Linked DNA regions of Mus musculus: region 2 is linked to region 1. Evidence: chromatin loops called from intact Hi-C (ENCODE). Cell type or tissue: gastrocnemius. All regions are shown on one strand. Links, peaks and the distances in the headings refer to the core of each region. The heading gives the core; the rest is flanking DNA. Region 1 holds the start of Col6a2 (collagen, type VI, alpha 2). Region 2 holds the start of Ybey (ybeY metallopeptidase).

Region 1 (9,421 bases), core at 1,566-6,565:
TCTACTGATTTTATAGATATCTACTATATCTACATATCTATATATATACATAGATATATAGATATATACTATCTCTCTATATATAGATATATAGATATGTACTATACACACATATACATATATATATATATATATATATATATATATATATATATATATATATGACAATTCTTTTCTCTTCCATTCTGGACGATCTGTCCCTCTTCTTTCACATTCTTTCCGATGGTTTACTGAAAACCAGAGATTTGAGCCTAATAATGGAGTAACTCTGCAACCCAGAATCTCTGCCTCCGTGCTGATTTGAGGTTTTAAAATTTTGACTCTGATGGCTACAGACAGCCTCTGTGACAAGAATCAGCCTGAAGTAGAACTGTGAATGTGAGGTCTTCCTGGGCTCTTTCCGAGACGACCCTCCCTGGGCACACACAGCAGCTTTCCTGTTTCCTGTGGTTCCATCACTGCTTTTGAATGAATGACTCCAACATGGAGACAGAAAATAAAGCAGAGAATGAAGTTCCAGCCCTTTCATTACTCGAGAAGTCACTTCATTGAGAGGGGAAGCAATGGAAGACACAAAAATGCCCAGGTCAATAGCTTTGCCCAGACAGACACCCTAAAGAACATCTTAGATCCCAGTGGAGCCAACCTAGAGGTTAGTAACAAGGGGAGACTGGGACCTCCTAGCATTGTGGAAATTAAATACCATGCTCTTAAAATAACCAACAAGTAAAAAAAAAAATACAAGAGAGGCCCATTGGACACGCAAACTTTATATGCCCCAGTACAGGGGAACACCAGGGCCAAAAAGGGGGAGTGGGGGTGGGTGGGTATGGGGGACTTTTGGTATAGCATTGGAAATGTAAATGAGCTAAATACCTAATAAAAAATGGAAAAAAAATACAAGGGAAGTAAGAAAACACTTGAAACGAATAAAAATTAATAAGACATTTCTAAAACATAGCAGAATCATTTCTAAGAGGAGAAGCTCACAGCTGTAACAGCTTACACCAAACCCCCCCCCCCCAAAAAGAGCTCAGATCAGTAACCTAGTGTACAATTGAAGGGACTAGAAAAGGCACAACAGATGCATCCATGCCTGTCAGAGAATAATAGAGATGAAGAAAGGACACACAAGACACAAACTAGAAAAAAAATGGAGAAAGTCTATGAAATGAAACCCCATAAATAGAAAACATAAATATTTGCCTAGATCAACAAAAACTTTTTCGAAGAAAACTCAAATTAATTACAGGTGAAAGTTGAAACCTAATAGCCAGTTTGATACACCTATTTAATATTAAAAACAATTGCAGCACAGGATTGGGGGTGTGGCTCAGTGGTACAGCATTTGCCTAACATGTGCAAGTAAGTTGAAACTTGTCTTAGGTTTGAATCTGGGTGCTTGAGTGTGCATGTACGCACGCGCGCACACACACACACACCATGAAACCAACCAATTAGAAAATGACAAGCATTGGGGATATAAAGGAATTTGGGACCCTGAGTACAGCTGATGAGAATGTAAGCACATTGGTGTCAGAACCCTGGAGGTGTCTCCAAAGATTATAAACAGAACTGCCAAATAATATAACTCCTCCATTTCTGGGTACATCTTTATTTATTCAAAGAATATATATGCATATATATACACACATACACACATATATATGTATGTATACACACACACATATATATGTATGTATACACACACATATATATGTATATATGTATATATGTATATATGTGTGTGTGTGCGCACGCGCGCGCACACACACACACACACACACACACACCCCTTTCCCTCCTCTCCAGGGTCTCACCACATAGCTAAGTAGAACAAACCTCAAGCATTGCACACCACAATGGGTAGATTAGCAGAGAGCCAGAGAGTAGATGGCATGCGTTCTGTCCAGCTTCTCTGGTGGGTAACGGGCAATGAGTGGAACCTGGGCCCCTCAGAACAGAACTCCCCACTCCTTATGCCAGTTCCCTGCCGTGTGGACTAGGAAGCTGCCCCTTGTCTATCTGGCATTTGTGTCTTGGATCTCCAGTGGGCACTCATGGAGATGCTGCCCATAGTTTGGACCAGCCAGTACTGAGGGCAGAGGCTGGGTTCCTAGGTTTGCTCATGTGCAGTACCCCTAGGTTTGCTCATGTGCAGTGGGGGTTCTAGACTCTCAGATTTCATGAATGGACAAAAGAGACACAACGAGGCTGGCTGGATTCTGAGAGTCATATCAAAGAACCTCCGATGCCCGTAGCTTCCCATGCCCTGCCGAGAGACCTCCTTAGAGGCCTCTCTAAAGAAGAGCTCACTGGATTTGCTGGCAAATCACTGCTGGACAGGAAGGAACCCACCCTCCAGCACACAAACTGCCCAAGTGGCAGTAGTCTTGACTACTTCTTCCAAGGTCTGTGCTGGCTCCCCAACACCATTTCACTGGGAAACGCACTGTTCCCAAGACTGAAGCACAGCTTTCAGAATGGATGCTCTAAACCCCTATGTTCAACCCCTCCCAATTGGTATCACCTGTTCCCTGGGACCCTAGGTCCAAGCCCAGTCTCTGGCCCCACCTTTTCTCTCTAAGGGATCCCAGACACCTGTGTAACCTCCAGTTTCTGTGAGATGAAGCTGCAAATGCCCTGTTTCTTTTTTTCCTTTGCTATGTGTGTGCTAGCCTCAAGAGCCAGAACTATTTAACTGGGGGAAGGGGAGGAACCCAGCAACTTAATCTGGACCTTAAATGTTCCTTGTTGGTACCTTGTCCCTCTATGGCACTTGGCTCCATGTCCTCAGATGAGTATGGAGATACCCCCAGAATACCCAGGCTTCACGAGGGGGCTGTGTTGCTGTCTATAGGAGAGGTGTCTCTGAGGTTGCCCACTGGAGTCCCCAAGGGACTGGAGTGCCCAAGGGAGTCTCAGGGCTAGGATAGAGCCAAGAGTGACAGACTTTATTATTCCTGGGTCCACCCTCATCTTTATGATTCCTGCCTGGTCTCTCCTTAAGCACAGTGGGAGTACCTCGAGATGGCGAGGTGTCCCCTTGAGAGCACCTGGCTAGCCCACTGCTGGGACCTGAGACTCCCTTCTCTGCCTCCCGCAGAGTACCCTTGAAGTCCATCTGAGGAACTAGTTCAAGTGGCTCTGTTACCTTCCTTCCCCATGAAGACTACCCTTCTTCCTTAGGGCCTACGGAGAGGCTAACAACGGACTGTGTGCAGGTTCAAGTCACAGCGTATTTTCCCATTGAGGCAATTTAGGTTCCTTAACCCTTGGGAGACAACTCAGACCTGCTAGCAATGGCCATGGGTCTGACCAGATGTGAGACACTCTGAGGACTGGGGAAGGAGCAGGGATCTGGTCTGTCAGTGGTGAGCAGAAAGCTGTGGAGTCTAGAATAAGAAGCCTGCACCCCAACCAGGCTCTGTCGAACAGAGGCCTAGGGGCCACCTGGAGACTAGAACCTGGGGCAGGACCTTCGGTTTGGGTAGAACTGTGCTCACCTTAGACCCCTGAGGTGCAGCCCCCGAATCCTGTTCCCCCTTTTCCCGCGTGTCCCAGCTGGACACCATGCGAAGAAGCTTACCTGGCTTGGAGAAGATGCCTGGGTACTTCCCGAGGACAGCCCGGGTCCTGACGGCCCGAGGTGCGGGCGCCGAGTGGGTAGGAGGGAGGGGACCCAGGCGCGGCCCGGGACTGAACGGGAGGGGACCAAGCCAGGGGCCTCCCACTTTAACTCTGTCCCGGGCGGGCGGATGCCTGGAAAACTCGACCGCTGGGGGGCGCTGCGGCCCCGCGGATGGGCGGGGTCAGCGGGTGGGGCTGCTGGACGGACTAAGATGAAGCTGGGGAATGAGCTGGGGGAGGGGAGGAAAGGAAGGCGAGGGGAGGGAGTGGCCAGGACACGCAGCAGGGTTGGAGCTGGACCATCTCTGTGCTGTAGTGCCTGGTGACTTTTTTATTTTTCCTTGCAAGCCTCTGGACTCCTAGGTCTCCCAGACCTTTGCTCAAGCTCCCTCCTCCTCTACGTAAAGGAAGGAGCCCCCCCCCCCCCCCCCCGTAGAAGCTATTCTTATCCTGTTGGGCCAGGGCTCCCTCCCCCGCTCCCCCCACCCCCAGTATTCTGACTGAAGTTGGGCGGGATGTGGGGTTGAACTTCAAAGTGCAGTGAAGGGATGCAAAGAACGTATGTCTTTGGGGTTCAGCGGGCCCTGAATTGGTATTGAGGCTCCTGGAAGTTGATAGGGCCCTGAAGAGGCAAGAGGACCAGGCATAGATGTAGGAGCCCTGGCATTGGTATATAACCCTTTCCTCCAAGAATCCCAGAGGTCGGCTTTGAGTGGGGTCTGCTCACATCGCTGGCAGGGTGCATAAGCTATGGCTAGGGCCTTAACTTTCTAGCCTGGAGTAGGACTGGCTCTGAGAAGTACAGGCAGGGATAGGGAAGGGGCTCAATTCGGGGCAGTTCTCAAGGGTGCAGGGTAGTGGGGGTGATGAGGCTTGTTTCTCATACAGCTGAGTAAATCTCTGATCTAGCCCCTGACTTCCAGTCCCACTCTGTGTTCTCCCCCTACCCCCTCCTGTCCAGGGAGGAACTACTTTTGGTAAGCCCATATTGCTGGAGGTCCTTGTCTTTAGGACCTTCCTGCCTCTGCCCATTGAAGCTTTGTCATCTCTTTCTTCTGATGTCTCACACCTGAGAAGTTGGCTCAAGGCACCTTCCACAGTGTCTTGGATCCTTGTGCCTAAGTAGTAATGGAGGACCAGTGTTTCTTCTAAGGAATAGGAAAATGCCATTAAGGTGACCTCTTGGGAGCTGAAAGCTGTCCCTACAGGTCCCAGCCTGAGAGATATCAGCCTGTACCACTTACCACTTGCAGTCCCTAGGACCTGGAGCCCTGACCTGACTATTAGCAATGCAGCATCAGTACCAGCCTTTCATGGGCAGTGCCAGCTATTGCTGTGTGCCGTGCTCTGTGCTGGAGGTCTTTTGAGAGGGTAGGGAGGGACTAGAGCCAGAGGTGTAAGTATGCATGAGTGTCTTATGTATGGTATTTGCATCTCTCTCTCTCTCCCTCCCCCTCTCTTTGTCTCTCTATCTCTCTCTGTTTCTCCCTCTGTTTCTCCTTCTCTGTATCTTTCTCATCTCTCTGTCTCTATCTCTTTGTTTCTGCATCTCTCTGTCTCTCTATCTCTATGCCTCTCTCTATCACTGACTCTGTCTTTTTCTCTCCGTTTCTTTGTCTCTCTGTCTCTATCTCTGTCTGTCTGTCTGTCTGTCTGTCTGTCTGTCTCTGTCTCTGTGTGTGTGTGTGTGTGTGTTTGTGTGTGTGTGCGCGCGCTCCTGAAAGAGAGCATCTGTCTGTGTCACGGTGTGTCTGTGTGTGACAGCTGCATTGGTGCCCATGAGCAAGAGGCTCAGGCTTGTGCTCCAGCCATGGAAGACCGCAGCTGACCTGGCCATGCCTCAGCTTTTGTATTCTTCCTGTCTTGGCTGCTCTCCAGCAAAAGGACGCTGACAGATCCCAAGATCTGAATCTTTCGAGGGATTAGTTCTCCAAGACAATTTAGGAGTGACAAGGCTGAAGTTTCCCCACCAGCTCCTCACAGGGGTTTGTCTCACCAGAGGCTCCAATACCTGTGGCTACCAGCTCTGTGTCTTCCCAAGCATTGCCAAGTCAGTTGCATCTGATCCCTGCTTCTCAGAGGATTTCCATTAGCATCCAGAAGGGCCGCAGGGGTGGAGAAAGGGGCAACAAAGTAACCATTCACTGGCAGAAGACAACGAGAGGACGCTGCCTTGATTGGGGGATATTGTCTGTAGTACAAGAGAGTAAACTGTTGCAGGTTTTACCCTGGGCTAGACCAGGGAACACCTCAATGTGGCAGAACGGGAATCTGAAGGATGTGGAGGACAATGGGGTGGGATGGTTACTCCTGAGATGCTTTGATGTCCTGTAGAGGGACAGCTGGAGACCAAGACGCTTAGCCATCAGCGAAGGGCTCCTTCTGATACCAGAGGGCCTCTTAGTGTCTCTCTAATAGCTAAAGGAAATCGTGCCTTGTTCTGAGATGACAGGGAGGCCCACTTGGCTCCAGGCACATTTGAGAGACACCTGGGTTGGACATCCATGGAAACTGCATATGTGGCCTTGTGTACCCCTGGCTCTTGAGGCCCGCAGACAGGGTGATCTTTTCTAAGTCAGCCATTCCTCCTAGTGATGAACAATGCTTTGAGGGCGTGATTAGAGCCCCACTGGAGGCTGCCTGAGGACTGAGGAGAAGTCCCCTAGTGTGGGGATGTGTAGGGTTGGAGCAGATGAAACAGAATCTGCACTTGATAGAGTTGGAAGAGCTAGCTGGCACATATTCATAGGAGCAGCGAGGAGAGCCCTGGGGACAGGATTTTGAAGCTCATACAATGAACAGACAGAATGGACAATCAGGCTATTGACTGTTGCTCATTTGGGTGTTTGTACATTAGGGAAAGGGGATGCTAAATCAACTTAAGGATGATTAGACCTTAGGTCTGAGTGGACGCTTTCCTGGAGGCACAGGATGTCATCAGGATTCCCTTTTGGAGAAAGGATTTGGGATCCTGTATAATTATAAGGAGTCGTGGCTGAAAGGGCGGTCATCAGAGGTTCGGGTGGGGGAGGCAAGTACATGCCCCAATTCTCTTTCTTCTGGTCCAAGAATGTGATTGTAGCTCACACAGTCGATCCATGGGTCTTGTCTTGAGGCAGTAGCTGACTTCACGCCATAGCAAGGATTCTAGACATCCCATTTTTTTTCTTTTCAATGAAAATCTGCTTATGTCGATGAGGGCTCTGGAGGGATGAGCCTTTGGCCTTCACTGCCTATGGAGGAGAAGAGGTCTGCTCACATCCCAAAGCCATGGGAGGACTAGCTTGCCTTCCTCTTCCTCCTCAGCTCCATTTCCAAGCTGCTCATCTCTCTGTAGTAGCCACTGAGGCTCTACTGAGCTGACATGAGGCAACCCAGAGCCATCCCTGCAAACGCTGTACCTTCTGAGTGCCAATCCATGACGGGTCCTGAGAGATTGGCTACCTGCTCAAGGATGCCCCCTAGTTAAGTGTCATTCCCTGCCACCAGGGAGAATGTAGAGAACAAAAGTCACAGGACTTTTGCTTGTTTGTCTTATTTTTTGTTTGTTTGGTTTGGTTTTGATCCTGTTTCTGGGAGATGCTAGGACAATAAACATCATGTGTATTCTTTACTGTTTGGGAGACCAGAGAAACAAGACATGCATGAGTACCCTGTCACAGTGAGCAATTCTGTCACTCCTTCTACCTATGTTCTTAGGCCCTTGAAAGACTGCAGTAGCTCTTGGAAGACCATCAGTGGCTTCCTTATGCTTGAGACATCTGTGGGAACATTCTAGATCCAGGAGTGTTGCTTTTGGCCCTGGATATATTGATTATATTTCAAAGGATGGTTTTAGTTCCTTTCGCTCAGGTAGAGTCAACACACCAGTAACTTCCCCAACTCCCAGAGCTTCAATTTCCCCCATACCCCTCAGGGTTTCACTTTCTCCAAAGACAAAGCAGAAACAAAAACAAACAAACAAAACCATCACAAAGGCCCCTGCTGTGGGTGACCACATGAGCTGCTCTGTGACAGCACCTGATTATTCAGAGTTGGTGGTAGAGCTATAGAGGTTTCATCTTTTCAAGTTGGTGATACTCCCGTGTCCTTAATTAGCTCACAGATAATTGCTTTTGTTTTCAGTTGGTCCAGGAGCAGAGGGCTGGTTCTTAGGGTCCAGGGAGAACGAGGATGCCAGGTGATGGGGGCACAAATGCCTCAGAGGAGTATCTCAAGAGCATTCAGGAGAAGCCCAGTCAAGGACTTGGTTAGGTAGTCTTTGAGTTCCATTTTGTGTGTGTGTGTGTGTGTTGGACACACACATTTATCAGGAAGTGAAACCAGGCGGTTGCTGGAGCCCCTCTAGGGGACCCTGTGTTATGAAGGGTAGACAGGAGAGGCCACTCTTCTCACCGTGGGAAGAATAAGGCTCACTGAAGAGGCTGGAACAGGAGAAAGACATTCTGACTGTTTCAACTTCTGGTCCAGTGGTATTGATTTTCTCCCCCTCAACCACTCCGAGTACATCTAAACTACATGCAGTTAGATTACAAAATACTTCACAATATTTATATTCCGACAAAAGTTTCCCCTTCTCCAGATGTGCTGTGCTGAAAGAAGGGGTCACTCTAATGTCATGTACTCCAGCTCTGCGCCGGCCTGATGAAGCTGTGCTGACAAACCCCATTCTGCCTGGCCTGACCGGATGTAAGAATGCTAGCATAGGGCTCCTCTGGGGGGCATCAAGTCCCCCAGGTCTAAGGAAAACTTGGACTATGAGTAATTTTTTTTTGAGGTAGAAACCCATAGATTTAACTGAATTCTCAGACACAGAGACAGACAGACAGGCAGGCAGGCAGGCAGACAGACAGACACACACCCCACCTCCAAAGATAACCATGTTGAACAAAGATCAAATTTTCATGACAACTCAGGGGTTCAGAATCACTACCACCAGTACCATGATCCTCTTCATTGACCATCTATACTCTGCCCCCATATTCACAATGAGTACTATGTAGGTACCATCCAACATCCTCACCATGGTTACTGTCACCACCATCGATGTCATCCACATTGTCTCTTCCACTACCGTTGATATCATCATGATGCTCATCTGCTTCACCATCATGGCCATGATGGTGGCTTGAAGAGAAATGTTCCCCATAGGCTCAGCTCAGGCATTGGAATACTCGGTCCCCAGTTGGTGGTGCCATCTGGGGAGGTTATGAGAGGATGTCTATACCCTTTCTGGAGGAATGCACACCACTGGGGGTAGGTTCTGAGGATTTATATCCACACCTATTTCTAGTTTGCTCTCTGCTTCATGTGTGGTTAAAAGATGTGATCTCTTAGCCGGGCGTGGTGGCGAATGCCTTTAATCCCAGCACTCGGGAGGCAGAGGCAGGCAGATTTCTGAGTTCGAGGCCAGCCTGGTCTACAAAGTGAGTTCCAGGACAGACAGGGCTATACAGAGAAACCCTGTCTCAAAAAACCAAAAAAAAAAGTGATCTCTTAGCTTCTCTCTCTCTCTCTCTCTCTCTCTCTCTCTCTCTCTCTCTCTCTGGAACCACAAGATCAAACAAACTCCTTCTTAAGTTACCTTTGGCCAGGATACTTCATCACCGAAACAGAAAAGTAACTACTGCGGCCACCATGACTACCGTCACCTCTGTCACCAGGGTCATGAGAAAATAAATATCGCCACCATTCTTCTCTCCATCATCACCTTCACCACCACCACCATCATCACCATGATCATCCTTAACCCATCTCCATCTCCATCACCAAGTTCTCCATGTGCCTGTAG
Region 2 (9,421 bases), core at 1,618-6,617, 150 kb before region 1:
TGGGAATCTGACTAGATAGAATTAAGCAAGGGTGAATCACGGTTGTAGTATCAGTGGTCTAGAAGGTTGCAGTGAAGTATTGATTGAATCCAAGAGTTCAAGACCTGGGTGGTATAGTCTACATCTTTTCATTTATTTACTTATTATTTTTAAATTGTGTATATGTGCACATGAGTACAGACATCCTTGCGGCCTGAGAGGACATCTGATACCTTGGAGCTGGGGGCAGGCGGTTGTAAAATACCTGACCCAGATGCTGGGAAGAGAACTCGTGTTCACCAGAACAGTGGCTCCTGATACCCACGGAGCCATCCCTCTAGGCTAGGGCGTAAAACAAGGTCAGGGCACCTGTGCAGAGTAGGCATGGTGGTCAGGCAAAGACAGGACAGGACTCGAGTAGGTGGAGGGAGAGGCTGGACGCAGCAGAATCAGTGTCGCCTGCTTCTAACTGCAGACAGGATTGGGTTATAGCCCGCACAAGAAGGGGTAGAACAGAGTCCAGCAGAGGGCACTGAAGATCTGAAGAGCCCAGCTAATGAAGAGCCTGCATGATGTCTAGCTTTGGCTGACCAGAACACCAAGATTTATAGAGAGGACTACTGCAAGCTAAGCTAAAGTTATCTCTAGCAATCTTTAGTACCCTCTAATAACCATTTACTACGAACCTTGGGATCTGCCCTAATACCCTCATGTTGAGCAGATCACCTCTTGGAAAGCATGGTTAGTCTGACACACTTCTAGCCTCGGCCATCCCTAAAGCCAGGGACACTCAGTGGTTGTGTGGGAAACCTACAGAATTGCCACCACCTCCCTGTATACTGTCTGTCTAACGTCTGCACTGAAGTCACTGGTGACATGTGCCTTTTGTCTATTCCGGGACTATGAGAGTTCACACAACCCCTTCCATGTTGTACAGTAACCCAAATCTGTTCTTTGGCTTCAGTAGCCACCCTCATTTGGCTCAGAATAAACTAGTTTCTTATTTCCTTTAAAGCAGAGGTGTTATTTTATGTCAACTGGCAGTGCCGCTGCTGGCTCTGGGCCACTTCCTTCACAGCAGAGAATTATAACTTCCCCAACTCTGTATAGCACAGGCTGCACTATCCGAGATCAAGGAGACAGTCAAGGCCAAGGCCTTAACTCTGGGTCACCACCAGGGCCTGCTTTGGGTCACTCTTCAACTCTAGGAGGCCCACAGACAGCAAGGCTGTGGGTGTTCTGCCAAAGTGGAGCTCTTCTACTGAACACTGGTACATCGCGTCTCTTGTTAGTTTCCCCTCCTGCCTTCAAACTCTGAAGTGTGGAGGCTCCTGTTCTGTTCTGGGTAGTGTAATAAGAAGCCAATCCAGCAAATTTCAATTAGGGAAGCATGGTCCCATTTCTAGAGATAAAAGCTGAAGAAGTCCCTGGGGACACCAGGCTTCCCCCCCCCCCCCCAGTGTGTTCTCCTTCCCTCAAGTCTGGAGCTTCCAGTCCCATCAATACAAGTGGTATGTGTGGATGCTCGTGTGTTACCAGGAGTCTCCTCTTCCACCTTCTCTAAGGTTCATTTGAAGTTCCTTTGCGAGCGTATGTGGCTCCGCACCCGACTTACCGTCAGGACATCACAGTAATCCTCACTTTCTCTGCAATGCTGAAGAATGTACTCCACCCCTAGGAAAATGTCTCCCAGATTATAATCATCCGGTGAGTGTGGCTGAGGAAATTCGCCAGCTTTCAGATTCTGAAAAGGAGAAACATCACCAGGTTACAAGGACCTGGCTCACTTGTTTAGCAGAGGGCACGGGACTCTTAACCACAGGATGCTCAAGCTGCATAATGAAGGCTAAGGACCATCAAAGAGTCTGAGGGGGTGGAATGCAGTTATCACACAGTGACCCTCACGTGCTGTTTTTATCAAATTATCTACTCACCCCCCCAACCCCTCTCAAAGTCACATTCAATATCATTGAATTGGCATATGGACACAATCACACTCTTTCCCCACTTGTGTGCCTGCCATTTTTTCCTGTTAAGGGAAACAGGCTGGAGAGTGGCTCAGTGGGTAAGAACACTGACTGCTCTTCTGAAGGTCCGGAGTTCAAATCCCAGCAACCACATGGTGGCTCACAACCATCGGTAACGAGATCTGACTCCCTCTTCTGGAGTGTCTGAAGACAGCTACAGTGTACTTACATATAAGCCGGGCGTGGTGGCGCACGCCTTTAATCCCAGCACTTGGGAGGCAGAGGCAGGTGGATTTCTGAGTTCGAGGCCAGCCTGGTCTACAAAGTGAATTCCAGGACAGCCAGAGCTACACAGAGAAACCCTGTCTCGAAAAACCAAAGGGTGGAAAAAAAAAAAGAGAAAAGCAGAAAGAACTTTGCTTTGACAGGGGAAGAAACGTGTGTATGCTATAATCCACTATATATATATATACAGAAACAAATCCTTCATTAGCTGTGGCCTCTTCAGACATGCTGTAGACCTTCAGTCCCCTCTGCTGGGCTCTGTTCTACCCATCTTGTGCGGGCTATAGCCCAATCCTGTCTGCAGTTAGAAGCAGGCGACACTGATTCTACTGCATCCAGCCTCTCCCAACGCACACCTCGAGTCCTGTCCTGTCTCTGCCTGACCACCATGCCCACTCTGCACGGGTGCCTGACCTTATTTTATGCCACAATCACAAGGCTTAACTTTCCAGGGTTAAGCCTGCATCCTTGGCTCTTTCCTTCTCTTTTCTATCCTTTGAAGCACCATTTACTACCAATTCATTCCCCAAAAGGAGTATTCCCATTTCTTCTGCTAACAATGGGGGAAGCTATTTAGACAATGTGGTTCCTTGTAGCTATCTATCGCAAGGGAATCTGTTGATAATGCTTACCAGTTTTTACTTTTCTGTCCAAGCATTTACTACTGAGGTACACTTAAAACTGCAGACACTCTTATTTGAATTTCCTGAGGGCACTGAGTTAGTGAGAGTGGTCCCTGCATAGAGGAATTGTGATGTTTAGGGCTAGACATACTTAATGGGTCTATGTCATATTGCTTCATTTCTGTTTTTTATTTGCTTGTTTTTGAGATAGAGAGGATTTTTTTTTGGACCGAGTTTCTCTTTGTAGCCCTGGCTGTCCTGTTAATCACTCTGTAACACCAGGGTGGACTTGAATTCAGAGATCTGCTTTTCTCTGCCTCCCAAGCATTAGGACTAAAGGTGTGTGCCACCACTGCCACCCGGCTGAGAAAGGGGCTTCTTATGTGGCTTTTGTCTGGCCTTAAACTAACCAGGCAGACCAAAGGTGGCTTTGAACTCACAAAGATTCGACTGCCTCTGCCTCTTGGATAGATGGGATTAAAGGCATGCACAGTCACACCAGGCTAGACTTCAGTGCATTTCCAGAAAACTTCAAAATCAAAGATAACCAGATCTGTAATGTAATTAACAGGAACTATTCTGGAAGGAAGGTAAGCTGTACGAGAAGAACATATATACATACATATATATTTATTTTAAATATGAGGTATACATATTTACCTCATGAAATGAGAAAGAAAGCACGTCAGTTGGGACATTTTTATTCCTGTAGATCCTATTAATGTTCTGAATAGTCTTGTTGTCAACACAGATGATCCCCAGGTCAAATTTCTTCACTCCTAAGATACTCCTGACTAAATCCATCTTCCTGCGAAGTGGCACTCTTCTGATGGGGACCACCCGCTGCAGATTTTTAATCACCAAACTCATTTCGGGAAGAACACCCAGCCCTTTAAAAAAAAAAAAAAATGGTTGGAAGGAACCTGTGGTTAAAGTTCGAGAAAAGACCCGTAACTACTAGAGAGTGATAAGTTATGTAAAAACACACACGCGCTCACAATAAAACTTTATTTGATGGGATTTATCTGGTGGCAATGCTAAGGGAAATCACCTTTATTTACCCTAGGAAACTAATAAACAGGGTAGACTGGGCACAACGTGCAGAATAAGGCAAGTGGTTTGGGGCGGTTGCAATGGTGCAGGACCAGGTGAGGATGAGTGTGGGTGAGCAAATGGGGTCGCTGTGGGTCCAGCGTCTCTCGGGCACTCAGGCTGGAGGATCCACGCACGAACGAGGGGCTTCCACGCCGCACAATGCGGGATCGCCGTGCACTTACCGAATCCGACCGTGAAGAAGGTCGGGGGTCTGGCGGGCCGCCTGCCGGAAGATCAGCAGCAGCACACCCCAGAGAGCGGAAGCCGGATGCGGAGGACCGGAAGTTGGTCCTACAAATTTGATGTCCGTAGCGCACACCCAAGAGCCCGCTCCAGTGGCCGGTTTGTTGCGGTGCGGTGGGCCCGGTAGAGGCTGCACGCAGACTGTGGGCGAGCACAAGCGCTGGCGACAGTGGCCGTATCTGGCGGACTTGCTCCTCCCTCCGCGGCCTCCGCTGTCCCTTGTGTCTTTGCCGAGTTGCTGAAGGCCTTCACTAGTCTTCGCTCGAAGGCGTCTGTTAACCTAGCGGCCGGCTTCCGGAGTGTTAAGCATCGGGGATAAAAAGCTATTATTTCTAGACCAGGGCATCGCAAGTTCGAGTTACCGGGAGAAAAATGAGATGGTAGGAACCCAAAGCAGTAACATTTTAAATTACGGTTTTTGTGTTTTTATTTATTTATTTATTTATTTTGCCTTGGAGATCGCAAGAATCTGATAAGTGATGTGTTCCCGTCTTATTACTGAGGTTTTGTTTGTTTGTTTGTTTGCTTGTTTTTTCCCCGAGAAGGTATCAATTGAATAAAATGCTTTGCATTTTTATTTTAATCATAACGGATCAGGCTTCACCTAAGCCTGCTGGAGCACACCTGTGGTCCCAGCAGAAGGGAGACCGAGGCAGAAGAAAGGAACTTAAGGTTGTGCTTGATTGTAGTAAGCTTGAGGCAAGCCTGGGCTAAGCGAGACCTTGTCTTTTTTTTTTTTTTTTTTTTTTGGTTTTTCGAGACAGGGTTTCTCTGTATAGCCCTGGCTGGCCTGGAACTCACTTTGTAGACCAGGCTGGCCTTGAACTCAGAAATCTGCCTGCCTCTGCCTCCCGAGTGCTGGGATTAAAGGCATGCGCCACCAAGCCCGTTTTACGAGACCTTGTCTTTAATGAAAAGAAAAAGAAAAAAAAATCTTTAAACCTCCCTTACACCATAATCCATTTCTAATACCCTGTGTCCAAAACCTGTTGATCTGTGAGTGGTCGGCGGCCCGTTGTGCCCTTGCCTTTTAAATAATTGTCTTAGAATTTCTGTGATTTAAGAGTTGGAGCAAAATATGCTGTGATGTCCTAACCTTTTTTTTTTTTTCCAGGTCATCCTGAGGATGAAGGAGAGCTTCCCCTGGCAACAGATAATTTAAAGAGGAGAGCTACTTGTGTATAGTCCATATTTATTGCCTTCAGATAATTGGCTTGAAGATGCACCCGGTGAACCCCTTCGGAGGGCAGCAGCCCAGTGCTTTTGCGGTATCTTCCAGCACCACGGGAACATATCAGACTAAATCACCATTTCGATTTGGCCAGCCTTCCCTTTTTGGACAGAACAGCACACCCAGCAAGAGCCTGGCGTTTTCACAAGTACCAAGCTTTGCAACACCCTCTGGAGGAAGCCATTCTTCCTCCTTGCCAGCATTTGGACTCACCCAAACCTCAAGTGTGGGACTCTTCTCTAGTCTCGAATCCACACCTTCTTTCGCAGCTACTTCGAGTTCCTCTGTGCCCGGCAATACGGCATTCAGCTTTAAGTCAACCTCTAGTGTTGGGGTTTTCCCAAGTGGCGCTACTTTTGGGCCAGAAACCGGAGAAGTAGCAGGTTCTGGCTTTCGGAAGACGGAATTCAAGTTTAAACCTCTGGAAAATGCAGTCTTCAAACCGATACCGGGGCCTGAGTCAGAGCCAGAAAAAACCCAGAGCCAGATTTCTTCTGGATTTTTTACATTTTCCCATCCCGTTGGTAGCGGGTCTGGAGGCCTGACCCCTTTTTCTTTCCCACAGGTGACAAATAGTTCGGTGACTAGCTCAAGTTTTATCTTTTCGAAACCAGTTACTAGTAATACTCCTGCCTTTGCCTCTCCTTTGTCTAACCAAAATGTAGAAGAAGAGAAGAGGGTTTCTACGTCAGCGTTTGGAAGCTCAAACAGTAGCTTCAGTACTTTCCCCACAGCGTCACCAGGATCTTTGGGGGAGCCCTTCCCAGCTAACAAACCAAGCCTCCGCCAAGGATGTGAGGAAGCCATCTCCCAGGTGGAGCCACTTCCCACCCTCATGAAGGGATTAAAGAGGAAAGAGGACCAGGATCGCTCCCCGAGGAGACATTGCCACGAGGCAGCAGAAGACCCTGATCCCCTGTCCAGGGGCGACCATCCCCCAGATAAACGGCCAGTCCGCCTCAACAGACCCCGGGGAGGTACTTTGTTTGGCCGGACAATACAGGAGGTCTTCAAAAGCAATAAAGAGGCAGGCCGCCTGGGCAGCAAGGAATCCAAGGAGAGTGGCTTTGCGGAACCTGGGGAAAGTGACCACGCGGCCGTCCCAGGAGGGAGTCAGTCCACCATGGTACCTTCCCGCCTTCCAGCTGTGACTAAAGAGGAAGAAGAAAGTAGAGATGAGAAAGAAGGTGAGTCCTAAACATGTGTGTGCCACAAAAGTGTGCTGCCGAGCTCTTGTGAGGTCCCTTGTGGTCACTTGATTTTAAGTCCCACGATCTTGGCTTTTATCCCGTGGTGGCTCCTTTTGCCTGGAAGTGTTGTCCCTGACAGACTTACTTGTCTGCTCTCTAAATTCCAGATTCTCTCAGGGGAAAGTCTGTGCGCCAGAGTAAGCGAAGGGAAGAGTGGATCTACAGCCTCGGGGGCGTGTCTTCTTTAGAGCTCACAGCCATCCAGTGCAAGAACATCCCCGACTACCTCAACGACAGAGCCATCCTGGAGAAACACTTCAGCAAAATCGCTAAAGTCCAGCGGGTCTTCACCAGACGCAGCAAGAAGCTCGCCGTGATTCATTTTTTCGACCACGTGAGTACTCCCGAGAACCTGCTGCCTGTCGCTTTTTCTGCATTGCAAAGAATCACACCCAGGGCTCTGAGCAGGAGATGCAAGCTCCGCCCCTCTGAGCCTGTGTTCTCAGTCCTCAACTTGGTCACTTGAAAAATACATTTTTTAAAAAATTATTTTTAATTTTTGTGTATCAGTGTTTTGCTGGCATGTTTGTCTCTGCATCACTTGCATGTCTGATGCCCATAGAGGTCGGAAGAGGGCATCAGATCCTCTAGAACCAGAGTAACAGATGATTTTACAATGGGTGGAACCATGTGGGTGCTGGAAATAAAACGCAGGCCTCCGTCTGGAATTGCAGCAAGTGCTCCTGCCTGCTGCCTGTCTATCTCTCCAGCTCCAACGTCGTCACTTGCAAACTCTTTTCCCTTTTCAGCCATAAGTCACTTGCTTGATAGATGGTAGGGAAAGCACTCACGTAGCTTTCCTTTTCTCTTTAAATAGCTCATTCTAGGTTCAGAATTAGATTTGTGTGACTGTGTGGGGTATGGATCATGATAGAGAAGGAGTTTGAGAGGACGACGAGATTTTAAAGGGAAGGTTGATAAAGAGGATAATGGACATGTGACGTGGAAACAGAAGGGAGACTTGGGGGTGTAGGGGTATAGGTAAATAGCCAGCAGAGGCCCGGGGCATGATGTAAGGGAAGGGAACCAATTAGAGTAAGGTATAATGATACATGCGTATGAAATGCCATATGAAACCCATTCCTAGGCATGCTTGCTAAAATTACTATTTTTAAAAATTTATTTTATGTATATGAGTACACTGTTGCTGTCTGCAGACACACCAGAAGAGGCTGTCAGATCCTATTACAGATGATTGTGAGTCACTATGTGGTTGCTGGGATTTGAACTCAGGACCTCTGGAAGAGCAGTCAGTGCTCTTAACCACTGAGCCATCTCTCCAGCCCCCTGAAATTTTTTTTTTTTTTTTTCGAGACAGGGTTTCTCTGTATAGCCCTGGCTGTCCTGGAACTCACTTTGTAGACCAGGCTGGCCTCAAACTCAGAAATCCGCCTGCCTCTGCCTCCCGAGTGCTGGGATTAAAGGCATGCGCCACCATGCCCAGCTCTGAAATGATTTTTTAAGAATCTCTTCTTCACTTGAGGTCGGGATGACATAGTTTGTTTTCCTAACCTGGGCGTGTGCAGGTCTGAGTTCTCTGGAGAGTATGGTGCTGCAGGGGAGGACCGAGCTGTGCCTGTGGAGTCTGGTTCCTCTGAAAGGTCTGAGAGTCACTGTAGACACATAGTACTTTGTTTCCCTCTTGAGACAGGGTTTCTCTGTGTAGCCCTGGCTGACCTGGAACTCACTCTGTAGACCAGGCTGGCCCCAAACTCAGAGATCTGTTTACCTCTGCCTCTTCCTCTGCCTCCCCAGTTCTGGGATTAAAGGTGTGCACCACCACCACCTGGCTTGCATAATACTTTTTCAAACTTGAATTTTCTGCTTTTGCTTTTGTATTACTTGGCTAAGTTCATGGTTAGTCTAAACATTCAAACAATACAGAGAAGAAAAAGTCATGATCCTATTCCCTAGAAAAAACTGTTGGGTTTGTAGCATTGGCTATATGATTTCACCTTGTGTAAATTTATATCTTTGTTATTTTTCTAAGTATTCATACAGAAAGAGGAAACTAATAAGAACTTAAAAAGGAGAATGCATGTTCTCATAACTTTCATTTTTGTGGTGTGTGTGTGTGTGTGTGTGTGTGTGGTATAGGGGCAGAGGCATATGTCTGGGGGTCAGAGGACACCTTGGTGGAGGTGTGTATGATGTGTGTGTGTGTGTGTGTGTGTGTGTGTGTGGTGTAGGGGCAGAGGCATATGTCTGGGAGTCAGAGGACACCTTGGTGGAGTGAGCTCTCTCATTCTACCTTTTTTCGGGGTCCGGGTATTAACCTTGGGTCAGATGCTTCACTCACTGACAGGGCTCGCTGTTGTTTGCCCATACGTGTTGTGTCTGGAAGGGTCTGTATGTTGCCCGTGCTCTGTCCTGCTTCTGCCTCCCAGGCCCTGGGAGAGCAGGCATGGGCCACCATTCCTAGCTTACAGCTTCTAGTCTGATTTCCCGGGATAGGGTCTTGCTGTGTTGCCCAGACTCACTTGGAAGTGCAGGGCCCTTACCTCAGCCTTTGGAGGAGTTCAGGATAAGAGGCATGCTGCATCCTATCCAACTAATTGTTGCTGTTTTCTGCAGTGAATAGGAAGCCTGTGGTTACTAAATACTACAAAGTGTTTTTGTCTGTCTTGTTTATTTGCTTACTCAGCTTTCTCTGCCTTTTGGGGGGTGGGGTGGGGACTGCGTTTGGCTCTTGAGTCTTCAGGCTAGGGATTGAACTGTGGGCCTTGAGCATGCTAGGCACACGCTGTC

The links. Hi-C counts contacts between places; a loop is a spot of excess contacts. Peaks named below come from ENCODE experiments on the same cell type or tissue, not always from the same donor. Only the 100,000 strongest peaks of a DNase experiment are listed, where the experiment ranks them.
Region 2: it touches region 1 in a loop (3-fold over the local background); 4 of 42 quality-filtered maps call a loop at or near these places.

The regions. Positions count from the first base shown.
Region 1 is chr10:76,619,662-76,629,082 of GRCm38, forward strand. Col6a2 (collagen, type VI, alpha 2) reads right to left here and starts at 3,743. Exons shown (of 28, transcript NM_146007.2): 1 at 3,590-3,743. In gastrocnemius, for the core only: a CTCF peak has its summit at 3,773 (motif pointing right); DNase peaks (open chromatin) are centred at 3,795 and 5,485; H3K4me3 peaks cover 2,834 bases; H3K27ac peaks cover 2,706 bases.
Region 2 is chr10:76,464,643-76,474,063 of GRCm38, forward strand. It overlaps Ybey (ybeY metallopeptidase), which reads right to left and starts at 4,472. Exons shown (of 5, transcript NM_172550.4): 1 at 4,132-4,472; 2 at 3,515-3,744; 3 at 1,595-1,723. The coding sequence starts at 3,724. Mcm3ap (minichromosome maintenance complex component 3 associated protein) reads left to right here and starts at 4,260. Exons shown (of 29, transcript NM_019434.3): 1 at 4,260-4,572; 2 at 5,307-6,610; 3 at 6,781-7,007. The coding sequence starts at 5,413. In gastrocnemius, for the core only: a CTCF peak has its summit at 4,192; a DNase peak (open chromatin) is centred at 4,248; H3K4me3 peaks cover 1,940 bases; H3K27ac peaks cover 1,835 bases.